Linked DNA regions of Homo sapiens: region 1 is linked to region 2. A link is an interaction called in ENCODE POLR2A ChIA-PET data of the cell type or tissue named here. Cell type or tissue: PC-3. All regions are shown on one strand. Each heading gives the region's core, and the rest is flanking DNA. Links, peaks and the distances in the headings are about the cores only. Region 1 has its middle 5.3 kb from the start of ZNF683. Region 2 has its middle 19 kb from the start of TRIM63.

Evidence for each region. ChIA-PET counts read pairs that join two places held together with the same protein. Peaks named below come from ENCODE experiments on the same cell type or tissue, not always from the same donor. Only the 100,000 strongest peaks of a DNase experiment are listed, where the experiment ranks them.
Region 1: POLR2A ChIA-PET joins it to region 2 with 10 read pairs; 3 of 35 experiments call an interaction of 5 or more read pairs at or near these places.

What each region holds. Positions count from the first base shown.
Region 1 is chr1:26,373,893-26,382,204 of GRCh38, forward strand. It overlaps a transcript of ZNF683 not described here. Among named protein-coding and RNA genes, the nearest start is that of ZNF683, 5.3 kb to the left of the region's middle. RefSeq lists a cis regulatory region at 4,146-5,039 and an enhancer at 4,362-4,571. In PC-3, for the core only: no CTCF peak of the experiment used is centred there; a DNase peak (open chromatin) is centred at 4,299; H3K27ac peaks cover 1,390 bases.
Region 2 is chr1:26,082,825-26,091,136 of GRCh38, forward strand. No RefSeq gene overlaps it. Among named protein-coding and RNA genes, the nearest start is that of TRIM63, 19 kb to the left of the region's middle. In PC-3, for the core only: no CTCF peak of the experiment used is centred there; no DNase peak of the experiment used is centred there.

The DNA of each region.
Region 1 (8,312 bases), core at 2,215-7,214, 290 kb after region 2:
CTGTGTGGTGGATTTTATTATTAGCAGCTCATCCAGAGTCACACAACAAGTAGCCAAGAGCTCTTTAGTGGTAAACCTCAGACTCTGCCATCTCTTGGCCATGTCAGCTTCCCCCACTACGACAGCCACCCCCTCATTTCTTTCTTTCTTGCTCTCTCTTCCCACATGCTGTTCCCAGTCCTTCCCCCAACTCCTCAGTGGCCCCCTCAGTATCCTTCAGCGTAATGGAGGGGCTTAGTTCACCAAAACTCTACTCCCTAAAAGGAAGAGCCCTCTCAGACCCCCAGGCCACAAGCCCGCCTCCCCTGCTGTCTTGCTGGGAATCACAGGGAAGTGAGGGGCACCGAGTGAAGTTTCCTCCCCTCCAAGGCACTTCCCCACACACCTTTGGCTTCCATCTGCCAGCTGTGCTCCCTCCTGGCATCACACTCTGCTCCCAGCTCTCAGAACACTTTGCACAACCTCTCTGTTAGAAAAAAATAAAAAAGGAAATGGCCTTGGAGATTTCCAGGTCTCCAATCCTGAAAGCTCCCTGGCTTGGCTAGGAAATGCCCCAGGAGGTGGGCTGAGGACAGACTCCCTCAGGTTCCCACGTGGAGAAGCCTCTGCCTGCCAAGCCCTTCCTTGCTGTCATCTCCCAGATCATCTGTCTTGTGTCATCCATGCCCTGTGATGTCACAGGCCTAAATGTGATGTCACTTTGTCCCACATGCCCTGGGGAGGTAGCACAGAGGGAGGACCATGGTCTTCTAACTGAGGAACCTGAGCAGATGCCTTGACCCAGACCAGAGACCCAAGCCAAGGAAAGCCCATGATCACCAGAGTGGGTTTGGGAAGTGCGGACAGAGGGGGAGTAGGGAGCTGACTCCAGGTGCAAGGGGCACATTCGGGAGGCCTCTGAAGAGGAGGTGCCTCCACATTAGGGGACAAGAGCTGGAGGGGCTGGGTCCTTGGGCTCCCGGTGCTCACTGCACACTTTCTTCTTCCTTTCGTTAGTTGCAAAATAATACATACTAGTGGTAAACATTTCAAACAACAGAAAATGTAAAAACGAAAAATGGAAGCTCCTCCTCCTTCGCAATTTCCCAGTGGTCAATGTGAATTGTTTAGTGTTTACCCTTCCAGACATTTTTCTATGAACCAACAAACAGGTAAATTGATTTTTTTAATTGCTTTTTTTTTTCCTAAGGAATGAAGTGACTTATTGAAAATGAAAGTACACTCTGCAGTGTGGGAGCAGGCCTGAGCATAGGGGCTCAAAGGCCCCATTACAGAGTTTTTGAGAGTTTAAATACCTTCTGCTTGTGGTACGCCCTATGTAAATGAAGAGAATGAAGTAAAGTTACAATGTCATGTACTCAGGGAGAAGCTATTTCCTGTCAGAGCTGAAGTGTGAATTGGCCTTATGTTTCCTGCCTCCAGCCCCTATTTTCCTGCCTCATCTCCCCGCTAAGAGATGTGATTGTGGTCCCCGTAAATCTTCACGGGAGGCAGAGGGACCGATGGTCTTTTTCCTGGGACTGCTTCATGCTGGCATGGGGCGTAGTCCCTACTTATTGGGGATCATGGAACCCTCACCTTGTTCTGTCTAGTGGAGGCAGGGTAGCTTCTTGATGGCCAGGGGTGGTGTCTTCACCTGGACTGGCTGGAGCCTTTGTTGCATGATCATCTGAAGCTTGATGGCCTCCTTTTGCTGGTATGCCAGGTTTCTGGGCTCTCTTTCCCTGAGCGGCCCTTCCTCCGGGCTGGCTGGCCAAAATATGTCACTGGTGGGGGGTGTCCAGGTTCTTGGCATCTTGAACAAAGAATTGGACAAAAAGCAGAAACAAAGCAACGAAGAAATGAAGGGATTTATTGAAAATAAAGTACACTCCACAGTGTTGGAGTGGGCCTGAGCATAGGGGCTGAAAGGCTAAATTGTGTTTTATACAAACATGGGAATATATTGATGCACATTGCTCTTCCGGGTTTTCTTTTCTTTTCTTTTCTTTTTTTTTTTTTTTGAGACAGAATCTGACTCTGCCTCCCAGGTTGGAGTACAGTGGTGTGATCTTGGCTCACTAGCAACCTCTGCCTCCTGGGTTCAAGCAATTCTCCTGTTCAAGCTGGGACTACAGGCATGCGCCACCAAGCCCAGTTAATTTTTTTGTATTTTTAGTAGAGACGGGGTTTCACCACATTGGCCAGGCTGGTCTCAAACTCCTGACCTCAAGTGATCCACCCACCTTGGCCTCCCAAAGTGCTGGATTACACTTTGGGAGCCACCATGCCCAGTCTCTTCTGGGTTTTCTAATAATCCATTGTGGGCATCATTTCATGCCCTGAACATACCTATCTGCCTCCTGCTTTTTCCTGACTATATAATGTTCCATTGCAGGGTTGTGCTTAATATGTAGCCTTCCCCTGTTGGTGGACATACGGGTGGGATCCAATTTTCCCCTTTCTACACAAGGCTGGAAAAGACCTCCAGACAGAGTCAGTATGCGGAATGGTTAAGAATACGAGCTCTGCTGGATTTAATCCCAACTGGGTAAACTTATGGCAAATCACTTAACCTCTCTGTGCATCTTTCCTCATCTGTCAAATGGAGATAATAATAGCACTTGCCTCATAGAATTATTTCCAGGTTTCCTCAAGATAATCCATGTAAAGCCCTTAGGATGGTGCCTGGCCCAAAGCAAGCACTTGACCAATGTGGATGACTATATTGTACATTACCCTTTACCTAGTTAGGCAAGCATCTGCAAGTCAGCTTCTTAAAAGTGTTAAAATTTTGATGGTTATTCCTGACCCATTTTGGAAGATCGAAATTTGGGCAGCACAATTGGAGAGATTAACTACATTTAGTTTTCTTGCTTTATTTATTGACCCTTCCCTGGTTGGGGATCATTGCTCTCATTCAATGCAGTCTTCTCCTACCCCATCCACACACCACAATAATAATAGCTCTTGGCATGGGAGCCCTCATTATATGCCAGGAACCATGCAAAGCCATTCCACACGCTTTGTCTCACTGGATCAGCAGAGTGACTCTGGGAGATGAATGCCATTATTCCCATTTTAGAGGCAAGAAAACTGACACTCAGATAAGGAAAATGACTCACTTAAGATCAGATGACCTGGCTGGGCGTGGCTCATGCCTGTAATCCCAGCACTTTGGGAGGCCGAGGCGGGTGGATCACCTGAGGTCAGGAGTTCAAGACCAGCCTGGCCAACATGGTGAAACTTTGTCTCTACTAAAAATACGAAAATTAGCCGGGCATGGTGGTGGGTGCCTGTAATCCCAGCTACTTGAGAGGTTGAGGCAGGAGAATCGCTTGAACCTAGGAGGCGGAGGTTGCAGTGAGCTGAGATCGTGCCATTGCACTCCAGCCTGGGAGACAAGAGCAAAACTCAGTCTCAAAAAAAAAAAACCAAAAAACACCACATGACCCCAAAGTGGAAAGCATAGAAACAGAGAGTAGAAAGGTCTTTACCAGGGGCAGGGGCCTGGGGTGTAAGGGAAATGGGAGATGAAGGTCAAAGGGTACAAAGTTGCAGTTACTTAGAATGAATAAGTCTAGAGCTGTAACATACAGCATGAGGATTATAGTTAGTAATATTATATAGTAGACATTTGCTAAAAGTAATTTTAGGTACTTTTACCGCACACACACACAAAAGGTAACTGTGAGGTGATGGATGTGTTAAATTGCTTGACTGTAGTAATCACTTTACTGAGCATATGTGTATCAAAACATCATGTTGTAGATCTTAAATATATACAATTTTAAAAGAAACACATGACCCAAGTTGAGGTTGTAAGTCCCAGAGGTGAGGGAGAGCTTAGGGAAGACTTTCCAGGCATTTGAAGAAGTAAAAAGTGCCACAAATATGTTTGGTAGAAGGGGCTCCCAGAAAAATTAAGACAAACAGAGGCCATCTTGAAACGAGCTGCAGAATTAGCATCTGGTACCCTGCAAGAACGTCATTCATTCACATATTTATTTGCCTTTTCTTTCTTCCTTCCTTTCTTTCTTTCTTTCTTTCTTTCTTTCTTTCTTTCTTTCTTTCTTTCTTTCTTTCTTTCTTGTTGTATTTTGGTAGAGACAGGGTCTGGCTGTGCTGACCAGGCTAGTCTCAAACTCCTGCCCTCAAACAGCCTCCCAAAGTAATTCACATATTTATTAATTACCAGCTATGTGTCAGGCATTGGACTATTTTCTGGGAATACAGCCCATAGAAATATGACTCAGACCTTGGAATTACATTCCGGCTATCAAGAAGCTTGCTGGATGTTGTGAAATGGAAAGTAATGTACATCTGAGCTTATTATTAGGAGGGTAGGGGCTGGAGGAGCAAAGTAGAACTGGGGGTGGGGTTGGCTGACTCATGCACCAAGAAAGGGAGACAACGGAACCACAGCCAGAAGCCCCACTTCCTCCCTGAAAACCTTAAAAACTTCTTCAACCCATATCCATTGCCACCTCCAACCTTGAGGCCAGCCAGCTGACTTCCCAGTCAGCTCAGCACATGGGTCCAGGACCTCTGTCACATGGACACTTTTGAGAGGCACCAGGTAAGGACCCCAGGTCAGGAAGGGATCTGGGACGTCACTGGCTTAGAGGTTAAGCAGCTGTAGGGTGTGCCTCCACAGGCAGAGCTGAGGGTGGGGCTGACAGTGCTCTTGCCTGGCTCTGCTCTGTGGTTGACACCTCCCTCCCTCTGCCTGACACCCACATGCTTATCTCCCCAGACAGCCCAGCTGTCAGTCTGTCAGATGCATTTGAGTTGGCCCTTGGCTTCACACCCCAAGGTGGGGAAGAGATCTTGAGTTAAGGCGTGCCTGCTCTTACATTTGCAGAAGGGGCCTACAGACACTCTTGCGTCTTCCCCTGCACCCATCTGTGACCTTCCAATCCTTCTGTGGGTAAAATTGCAGATGCATCTTCAAATGATATCCAAGGTCATGCCACTTATCCTCAACCATTCCAAGAGAATAGGAGACAAGAGGTCACCTTGCTTGGATTCAAATCCAGCAGAGCTAATGTAATCTGAGCCACTGTGCAAAACTGCCCACCATGTACATGTATGTCCTTTCCAGCCTGGTGTGGAACGGGGCAAAATTAAAGTCCACCTATATGTCTACCATTAGAGGAAAGCTACATATTATGTACATCCATGCATCAGAATACTATGCAGCCAGGAAAAAGCAGGAGGTAAATTTACTCAATGCCTCCTACATGCCAAATCTCTTTATGATCATCTTATTTAATCGTCCTCAAAATTCTCCAAGTTGGCCAGGCATGGCGGCTCACACCTGTAGTCCAAACAATTTGAGAGGCCAAGGTGGGAGGATAGCTTGAGCCCAGGAGTTTGAGACCAGCCCGGGCAACATAGCAAGACCCCCTTCCCTACAAAAAATAACTAGGCATGATGGCATGGGCCTGTAGTTCCAGCTACCTGGGAGGCTGAGGCAGGAGAATTGCTTGAGCCCTGGAGGTCAAGGCTGTAGTGAGCCATGATTGTGCCTGCCACTGCACTCCAGCCTGGGCAACAGAGTGAAACTTTATCTCAAAAAAAAAAAAAAAAAAAAAAAAAAACTCTCCAAGGTAGGAATTTTTAATGTCTCCATTTTATGGATGAGCAGACAAGACTCAGCAAGGGTATACCAGGTAGTATCAACTCAAATGCCTACAGTGGCCATGTAGTTAACATAAAGTGATCCAAGAATAAGTATGATAAAATTGTTTCCTGACACTCAGTCTTGGTTTCAAGCTTCCAACAGGGAAGGGTTGGGACTGAGGCAAACCAGAGAGCATGGTCCATTCTTAAAGATCAGCCACTACTCAGAATAATCAGGGGCCAGTGTTGCCAGTCTTCCAACTTTTCCAGAGAATCTGAAAATCAGGAGTTGTACATGAAATCTCCATATTTTTTAAAAGAATGGCTCCAATGTCTTTTTTTTTTTTTTTTTTTTTTTTTGAGACAGAGTCTTGCTCTGTCACCCAGGCTGGAGTGCAGTGGCATGATCTCCCTATTGGAGATCATGGAACTCTCACCCTGTACTGTCTAGTGGAGACAGGGTAGCTTCTTGATGGCCAGGGGTGGTGTCTTCACCTGGAACTGGCTGGAGCCTTTGTTGCATGATCATCGGAAGCTTGATGGTCTCCGCCTCCCGGGTTCAAGAGATTCTTCTGCCTCAGCCTCCCCAGTAGCTGGGAAGACAGGCACGTGCCACCACGCCCGGCCAATTTTTCTATTTTTAGTAGAGACGGGGTTTTGCCATGTTGGCCAGGCTGGTCTCAAACTCCTGACCTCAGGTGATCCACCCGCCTCGGCTTCCCAAAGTGCTGGGATTACAGGCGTGAGCCACTGCGCCTGGCTCTCCAATGTCTTAAAGTAATGTGTATGCCAATCAGAATAGGTCTGTGTGTCAGATTCAGCAGCCTCTGCCCAAGGTCCCAGAGCCTAAGACCTTTCCACATTTCTAGCTGTCTCCAAAGCCATGGCCTTGACTGTTTTCACTAAACACTTAAATAATGTCAAATCTTCACAAACTCTTCCAAAAAACAGAAGAGGAGAGAACATTTCCCAACTCATCCTATGAGACCAATATTACCCTGATATCAAAAAACAATGACAGGCTTGCTGCAGTGGATCATACCTGTAATCCCAGCACTTTGGGAGGCCGAGGCAGGAAGATTGCTTGAGCCCAGGAGTTCAAGACCAGCCTGGGCAACACGGTGAAACCCATCTCTACAAAAAAAATTTAAAAATTAAAAAAAAAAACAAAGATCATAAGAAAACTACAGACTAATATCTCTTGTGAGCACAAATACAAAAATCCACAACAAAATAGAAGCAAGCAGAACTCAACAACATATAAAAAGGGTTATACATCATGAGTGAGTGAGTTTTATCCCAGAAATGGTTTAACATGCAAAAATCAATTACTATAATATACTATGGCAGTGGAATAAAGGACATGATCATCTCAATAGGTGCAGGAAAACGATTTGACGAAATCCACCACTCCTTTTTGGGATAAAATACACTCACCAGGCCAGGTGCAGTGGCTCACGCCTGTAATCCCAGGACTTTGGGAGGTCAAGGTCGGTAGATCACCTGAGGTCGGGAGTTCAAGACCTGCCTGACCAACATGGAGAAACCCTGTCACTACTAAAAATACAAAATTAGCTGGGCATGGTGGTGCATGCCTGTAATCCCAGCTACTTGGGAGGCTGAGGCAGGAAAATCGTTTGAACCCGGGAGGAGGAGGTTGCGGGGTGAGCTGAGATCGTGCCATTGCACTCCAGCCAGGATAACGAGAGTGAAACTCTATTTCAAAAAAAAAAAAAAAGACGACTCACCAAACTGGGAATAGGGAACTTCCTCACCCTGATAAAAGGCTTCTACAAAAAGCACACAGCTAAGATTGAATTTAGGATGAGAGGTGAGTTGTTTTCCTCTTCAGATCAGGAATGAGACCATATCCACCCTTACCACTTCTATTCAACACTGTCCTAAAGGTTCTAGCCACGGCTACTAGGCAAAAAAAAAAAAAAAAAGAAAGAAAAAAAAAAAAGAAAAAAAAAGGCACCCAGATTAGAAATTAAGAGGTAAAACTGTTTGTATATACAGAGGACATAATCTTGTACATAGAAAATCCTGAGGAGGCCCGGCTCGGTGGCTCATGCCTGTAATCCCAGCACTTTGGGAGGCTGAGGCAGGTGGATCACCTGAGGTCAGGAGTTCAAGACCAGCCTGGCCAACATGGCAATAAAAATACAAATATTTACCGGGCACGGTGGCGGGTGACTGTAATCCCAACTACTTGGGAGGCTGAGGCAGAAGAATTACTTGAACCCAGGAGGCAGAGGTTGCAGTGAGCCGAGATCACGCCATTACACTCCAGCCTGAGCAACAAGAGTGAAACTCCATCTCAAAAAAACATAAAGAAAGAAAGAAAATCCTGAGGAATCCACAGAAACCTATTGAAACTAATGCAAGGTTGCAGGATACAAAACCAACAAATGGTGCTAAGAAAACAGAATACCTACATACAAAAAGAGTTGTATCCCTGGCTGGGTGCAGTGTGGCTCATGCCTATAATTCCAGCACTTTGGGAGGCTGAGGCAGAAGGTTCGCTTGAGCTCAGGAGTTTGAGACCAGCCTGGATAACATGGCAAAACCTCTTCTCTACAAAAAAAAATACAAAAATTAGCCGGGCGTGGTGGTGTGCGTCTGTACTCCCAGCTATTTGGGAAGCTGAGATGGGAGGATCACTTGGGCCTGGGAGGTCAAGGCTGCAGTGAGCTGTGGTTGGGCCA
Region 2 (8,312 bases), core at 2,188-7,187:
CTCCTGCCTCAGCCTCTGAGTAGCTGGGACTACAGGCATGTGCCACCACACCCGGGTAATTCTTTTTATTTTTTTTTGTAGAGACAGGGTCTCTCTATGTAACCAGGCTGGTCTCGAACTCTTGCCCTCAAGCAATCCTCCTACCTTGTCCTCCCAGTCTTAGCAAATGTTATTATGATTAATTTAATTATCTGACCAATGAGAGAGTTTACTCCCTCAGAGCAGTGGGGTTAGGGAAAGTTTTTAACCTTCCTAGATCAATCCAGGATGTCTTCCTGAAAGAAGCAGCATTTCTGTCCCATTTTAACCTGAGACCATGAATTCCCTAGGTATATAAGGTTGTGATGGGGTAAGCATGGGGAGTATTTGGTAGAAGAGGGCACACCTTGGATAGGGAGAATTGCCTCAGTCTGGGTGTGGGGGGTCAGGCCAGGTCTAAACACAGGCAGGACTCCAGATCTCGTTCTCGGAGAATGTCCCAACATCCTGCTTGGGCACCTTGGATGATAAACAGGTTGTCACCCTCCAAACCCCAGGTGAACCTGATAAATCCTGGCAAAGCTGAGGCGAGGAGAAGAGGCCCATCTATAAATACTCAGTGACTCAGGCTCAGTGTCGTGTTGAAAGAGCTGCTTGTGTTTATGGCTCGGTTGCTCTGGGGAGGCAGTCCAGCTCTAGGAGGAAGGTCCAAGCTGCCCTGAAGTCTCAGACCTCCCAGTTTTCTCTGCTGGGGCAGGTTTGGGACCTGGGGCCAGACCCACCATACCCTGGCTTAGTGTCCAGTCCATTATGGGACTCTGAACAAACCTCTCACTTTTCTGAGCTTCTAGCCATGCAGGAAATGAAACATGTTGACTCTCCCTACTTTGGCCAGATAGGCTGTGAGGCAGGATGGTCTAGTGATCAGGCACTCAGGTTTTTGGTGCCAGATAAATGTAGGTTCAAGTCCCAGTTTCATCCTTTAACTAGCTATGTGACTTTAAGCCAGTCAATTCATTTTTCTGAGCCTCAGTTTCCTGAACTATAAAATGGAGACGATAATGGAACTTTTTTCATAGAGTTGTCATGAGGATGAAAGAAGACAAAATACATAAAGCACTTAGCAAAGTAACTGACAGGTAATAAACACTCAGTTAATGATAGCATTATGATTGCAAATTAAGCTAACTGTTTAAAATACTTTGAAAAGGGATATTGGAGATCTTGGTTCCCCCAGAGAGATATTTTGAGAGTCAATGATTACCCAAGAACTTCAACTACCTCTCTGCTTCCTAAGTAGAACGAGCCAAGCTATGAGGAAAACAAGACAGTTCCCCAAGATTGGTAGGGAAAGGGCAAGGCACTGTCACTCATCAAATACCTACTGTGTGCCAGCTGTTGTCACCTCCAACATCATCTCACTTACTCTTCAGCCACCAGCAAGGCACAACTTCCCTACACAGACCAATAAACCCAGACCCTGTGAAATGAACTGAATGGCAGAGCTGGGATTTGAGCCCAGGTCTGAGTACTTTCAAAGTGCTTGCGTGTGATCCTATCACACTATGGTACTTGGCTGCCTCCCTGGTCTAGGAAGGTGGCCAAGGAAGAGACAGAAGTGAGAGAATGAGGAAGGGAGATTCAAGGTGCTCAGCAACAGTCAAGGGAGAGTGTAGAGATTTAGAAGGAGATGGGAGGTGGAGAGCTGTTTGGGAAGAACACATGACTTTGAGGTGACTGTTCTATGGGTCAACCAGCAGGCAGATGGAAAAGTACAGCTGAACTCAGAAGAAAGATCAGACTGGAGGCTGGGCGCAGTGGCTCGCATCTGTAATCTCGGCACATTGGGAGGCTGAGGCGGGAGGATCATTTGAGTTCAGGAGTTTGAGACCAACCTGGGCAACATGGCGAAACCTCGTCTCTACAAAAAATGCAAAAATTAGCCGGGCATGGTGGTGCACACCTATGGTCCCAGCTACTTTGCAGGGGCAGAGGTGAGAGCATTGGTTGAGCCCAGGAAGCGGGGATTGCAGTGACCTGAGATCACACTGCTGCACTCCAGCCTGGGCAACAGAGTGAGACCCAGTCTCCAAAAGAAAGAGAGAGAGAAAAAGAAAAAAGCTGGGATGGGGTTGTGAGGAAAGAATCCTTTGCTCAAGGCTGTCTGAAATGACTTCTAAACTTACAACCCCTCAAGACCCTCTTCTGCATGGCTTTGAATGCCGTCTCTGCAGCATCCTACCTCCTGGCCTTTGCACATGCTGTGTGATCTGCCTAGAATAGTCATTTCCTCCTCAGCTGAGATGTCACCTCTTCAAAGAAGCCTTCTTTAACCACTCTATTTAGATAGGCCCCGTCCCATTACTCCTGGATTGAGCACCTGCTTGGTGCTTGGTTCTTTCTCAATATTTATCACAATCTATATTTTACCCAATTTCTTTGTCAGTTGTTTGTCCCCACCCTCCGCCCAAGACAGTATCTGCTCCATGAATGCAGGGATTGGATGAGCTTGTTCACTGCTATCTACAGCTCCTGGAATAGCGCCTGGCATACAATGCAGCTTAGCGTGTTTATGGAATGAATGAATGATCCAGTCCCAGCTGTCTCCTAAAATCCTGTCTCCAACTGTCTGATCCGTTGGAATTGATTTCCCACTATTTCTCCATTGCACCCTCCCCGTTCTCCCCTTCTATGGTCCCCTACTTGGAATACCCTCTCTCCTCTGCCCATTCAAGCCCTGCCCAAGGCTGAGCTCCCCTGGGAAGCCCACTCACCCCCAGATCAAGTGAAATGAATAATCTATACAACTGTACATGGTGGCCCTACTCCAAGCACCACTACTTACCTTGAGTAAGTCATATCAACTCTCTGGAACCTATTTTCCCCAGTTAATTCTATCCTCGGTATTGCATCCAAAGGAAATCATTCAAAACCAGAGAAAAGCCAGAAATGGCCAAAGATATACCCTGAAGTATTATTTAAAATAGAAAAAAGCTTTTGAAACAACAAAAATGTTAAATGTTAATAATAATAAAAAGCTACTGTGTAATGAGTGCTTAAATGGATCTGGCAGTGAGCAGCTGTGGTTCAGAGCTGTGGTTACGCACACAGGCTCTGGACCCACAGCCCCACCACTTACTGTATGATCTTTTAGTTTGTTTGTTTGTTTGTTTGAAATGGAGTCTCACTCTGTTGCCCAGGCCGGAGTGCAATGGCGCAATCTCAGCTCACTGCAACCTTTGCCTCCCAGGTTCAAATGATTCTCCTGCCTCAGCCTCCCAGGTAGCTGGGATTATTTATAAGCATATGCCACCACACCCGGCTAATTTTGTATTTTTAGTAGAGACAGGGTTTCACCATGTTGGCCAGGCTGGTCTTGAACCTCTGACTTCAGGTGATCCACCTGCTTCGGCCTCCCAAAGTGCTGGGATTATAGGCGTGAGCCACCACGCTCGGCCGATCTTTTTTGTTTTCCTTGCTCTGTCACCCAGGCTGGAGTGAAATGGCACGATCTCAACTCATGCAAACCTCTGCCTCCTGGGCTCAAGCAATCCTCCCACCTTAGCCTTCTGGGTAGTCGAGAGTACAGGCATGAGCCACTGCACCTGGCTGTACTGTATCTTGAGCCAATGATTTAACTTCTTTGAGATTCAGTTTCCTCATCTATAAAATGGGAATGATAAAGTTTCCTTCCTCGTAGAGCTTTTGTTGTTGTTGTTGTTAAGTAAACCTTTTACTGACTGTAATCCAAATACCAAATTGTACATGATTAAATGTGTAGCTGAATAAATTTTCACAAAATAAGCATTGTTGTGTAATCAACAAAAAAAGATGATTTTGACGATTACATGAGACATGTGGGAAATACTTAGAGCAGTGCCCGGCACAGAGAACATGCTGGGATGGGTTGCTCCTGTTTCATGGGCATTGTGCTAAGTACTCTCTTTACATGCATTATTTTTATTTAATTTTGTTTTCCTTTTATTTACCTCACAATAACCCTTTGAGGTAGGCACTAATATTACCCTCATTTCAAATAAGGAAACTGAGATTCAGAGAAGTTAAATATACTGCCCAACATCACAAAGTTAGTAAATGACAGAGGTGAGAGAGGAACCCACGTCTTTTGCCAAAACCTCCTTCCAAAACTCCTTGATATAATGACTCCCCAAGACATCTATTGCAGCATCAGCTAATAAGCTATTTTTAAAAAGGATATTCAATGACCAACTAGGTAAACTGTGGTCTGCTGAATTCTCTTTTTTTTTTTTTTTTTTTTTTTTTGAGACAGAGTCTCACTCTGTCACCCTGGCTGGAATGCAATGGCTCGATCTTGGCTCACTGCAGCCTCCGCCTCCCGGGTTCAAGCAATTCTCCTGCCTCAGCCTCCCAAGTAGCTGGGATTACAGGTGCCCACCACTACACCTGGCTAATTTTTGTATCTTTAGTAGAGATGGGGTTTCACCATGTTGGCCAGGCTGGTCTCGAACTCCTGACCTCAGGTGATCCACCCACCTCGGCCTCCCAAAGTGCTGGGATTACAGGCGTGAGCCACTTTGAGCCCGGCTGGTCTGCTGAATTCTCAAGTTGATAAAATAATTATCTGTTGAGCACCTACTACATGCCAGGCACAGTTCTAGGCACTGGAGATACAGAGAAAGCAAGAGAGAAAAGCTCCCTTTTCTCCCCAGGGAGCTTATATTTTGGCAGGAGAAGACAGATTTTTAAAAACAAAGATAATTTCTGATGTAATAAATGCTATCAAGAAAATAAACCAGGCCAGGCACGATGGCTCATGCCTGTAATCCTAGCACTTTGGGAGGCCAAGGTTGGCAGATTGCCTGAGCTCAGGAGTTCGCGACCAGCCTGGGCAACATGGCAAAACCCTGTCTCTACTAAATATACAAAAAATTAGCTGGGCGTGGTGGTGCATGCCTGTAGTCCCAGCTACTTAGGAGGCTGATTCAGGAGAATCCCTTGACCCCGGGGGGCGGAGGTTGCAGTGAGCCGAGATCACACCACTGCACTCCAACCTGTGTGACAGAGTTAAACTCTGTCCCCAAAATAAAAAGAAAAGAAACCAGAATCGACTGGGAGCAATGGCTCATGCCTGCAATCCCAGCACTGTAGGAGGCCGAGGTGGGAGGATCACTTGGGCCCAGGAGTTAGAGACCAGCCTGGACAACATAGAGACATCCTGTCTCTACAAAAAATTTAAAATTTAGCTGGGCATGGTGGCACACGCTTGTAGTCCCAGCTACTTGGAAGGCTGAGGGAGAAGGAGTTCAGGAGTTCGAGGCTGAAGTGAGCTATGATGGTTCCACAGCACTCCAGCCTGTGCAACATAGCTAGACCCTGTCTCTATAAAAAATAACAATAATAAAGTATTCTAAGAAAGAAAGAAAGAAAGACAGAAAGAAAGAAAGAAAGTTAGTTGGTTGGGTGTGGTGGCTCATACCTATAATCCCAGCAGTTTGAGAGGCTGAGATGGGGGTATCGCTTGAGTCCAAAAATTTAAGACCAGCCTGGGCAACACAGCAAGGCCCGATCTCTACCAAAAAAAAAAAACCCAAATATATATATATAAAATATGTATGTGTATATAATATATATGTGTGTGTATATGTAAATATAAATATATAAAGTAGAGTAATAGGATGGAGAGAGACTTTCATTCAGGGAGACTGCCTTGGATGCTTTAGATATGATGTTCAAGGAAGGCCCCCTGAGGAGGCGACAGTCGATCTGAGACTTGGATGTTGTGGAAGAGCTGACTGAGTGACAACCTTGGGGAAGGACACTCCAGAGAGAGCCCCAAGGGTTATGCAGCCATTCTAATATATTGTATTGAGACCTGGAAAAAAGTAAAACAAGGCCGGGTGCGGTGTCTCACGCCAGTAACTCCAGCACTTTGGGAGGCCGAGGCGGGCGGATCACCTGAGGTCGGGAGTTAGAGACCAGCCTGAACAACATGGAGAAACCCCGTCTCTACTAAAAATACAAAATTAGCCAGGTGTGGTGGCGGATGCCTGTAATCCCAGCTACTCGGGAGGCTGAGACAGGAGAATCGCTTGAATGTGGGAGGTAGAGGTTGCAGTGAGCCGACATGCGCCATTGCACTCCAGCCTGGGCAACAAGAGCAAAACTCCATCTCAAAAAAAAAAAAAAAGTAAAACAAAAAAGCATAAGATACACTAAGATGACAACTATTACAATACGTGGGCTCACCTGGTCCCAACCTTTGCCAGATAGATAACATCCTGAGAAAAGTGAAACAGTCAGTTATTGAGGTGCTGTGATTATGGGTGTTTTGGTTTTCTTGTCCTTTTCCAAAAAAATCTGCTGTTGTTACATTTTTCTTTTTGCAACTTTTTTAAAGTACAGAAGAAAGAAGAAATATTCCAGGAGTCTCATACAAACCAAATAAGAGTTCTCTGATTACTACGAAGGCTATGCGTGTGAGAAGAATGTATTATCTTAGTGAACATGCTGTGCAATCTCAAGTGAGTCACACTCCCTCTCTGGGCCACAATCCTGAACATGCAGGATGTCACATCACCTGCTATACCTGCCAAATGTGGGGTTCTCCACAGGCAAGAGCACTGGCAAAGTCAAGCCTTTCTGCTGTTCATACGATACATACTTTTAAGAACACCTATTTTTTAATTTTTAATTTTTTTTTTTGAGATGGAGTCTCACTCTGATGCCCAGGCTGGAGTGCAGTGGTGCAATCTTGGCTCACTGCAACCTCCACCTCCCAGGTTCAAGAGATTCACGTGCCTCAGCCTCCCAAGTAGCTGGAATGACAGGCACACACCACCACACACGGCTAATTTTTATATTTTTAGTAGAGACAGGCGTCTCACCATGTTGCTGGTCTCTAACTCCTGACCTCAAGTGATCCACCCACCTCAGCCTCGCAAAGTGCTGGGATTACAGGTGTGAGCCACTACGCCTGGTCAGAACACTTACTTTTTGGTAACAGAGGAAAAGAAACACTGAGCCATTAATAAAAATCAGTCAGGATAATGACAAGCCAAGTCAACAGACTGGGAGAAAATATTTGCAAAAGACACATCTAATAAAGGACTATTATTCAACATATACAAAGAACCCTTAAAACTCAACAATAAGAAAACAAATGGGCCGGGCACAGTGGCTCAAGCCTGTAATCCCAGCACTTTAGGAGGCTAAGGTGGGTGGATCACGAGGTCAGGGGATTGAGACCATCCTGGCTAACACGGTGAAACCCCGTCTCTACTAAAAATACAAAAAATTAGCTGCGCGTGGTGGCGGGCGCATGTAGTCCCAGCTACTCGGGAGGCTGAGGCAGGAGAATGGCATGAACCTGGAAGGTGGAGCTTGCAGTGAGCCGAGATGGCGCCACTGCACTCTAGCTTGGGCGACAGAACGAGACTCCGTCTCAAAAAAAAAAAAAAAGAAAAGAAAAAGAAAACAAATGACTCAATTAAAACATGGACAAGGCTGGGCTTGCTGGCTCATGCCTGTAATCCCAGCACTTTGGGAGGCCGAGGTGGACTGATCACAAGGTCAGGAGTTCGAGACCAGCCTGGCCAACATGGTAAAACTCCGTTTCTACTAAAAATACAAAAATTAGTTGGGTGTGGTGGTGGGCGCCTGTAACCCAGCTACTCAGGAGGCTGAGACAGGAGAATCATTTGAATCTGGGAGGTGGAGTTTGCAGTGATCCGAGATGGCACCATTGCACTCCAGCCTGGGCAACAGAAAAAGACTCCGTCTCAAACAAAACAAAACAAAACAAAACAAGAGAAAAAAAAAAACATGGACAAAAGATCTGGACAGACACTTCACCAAAGAAGATAAACGAATGGCAAATAAACACATGAAAATATGCTCAACATCATGTGTCATTAGGGAATTGCAAATTAACACAACAACGAAACGCCACTACTAGAATGAAATACCAACTAGATTAGCCAAAATCCAGAACACTGACACCACCAAATGCTGACAAGGCTGTGGAACAACAGTAACTCTCATTCATTGCTGGTGGGAATGCAAAATGGTACAGCCACTTGGAAGACAGTTTGACAGTTTCTTACAAAACTAAACACACTCTTACCATACTAGCCAGTGATCACACTGCTTGGTATTTACTCAAAAGAGCTGAAAACTTATGTTCACACAAAAACTTACACAGGAATGTTTATAGCAGCTTTATTCATAATTGCCAAAACTTGGAAGCAACCAAGGTGTTCTTCAGCAGGTGAATGGATAAATAAACTGTGGTACATCCAGACAGTGGAATAGTACTCTGCACTAAAAAGAAACGAGCTAACAAGTGATGGAAA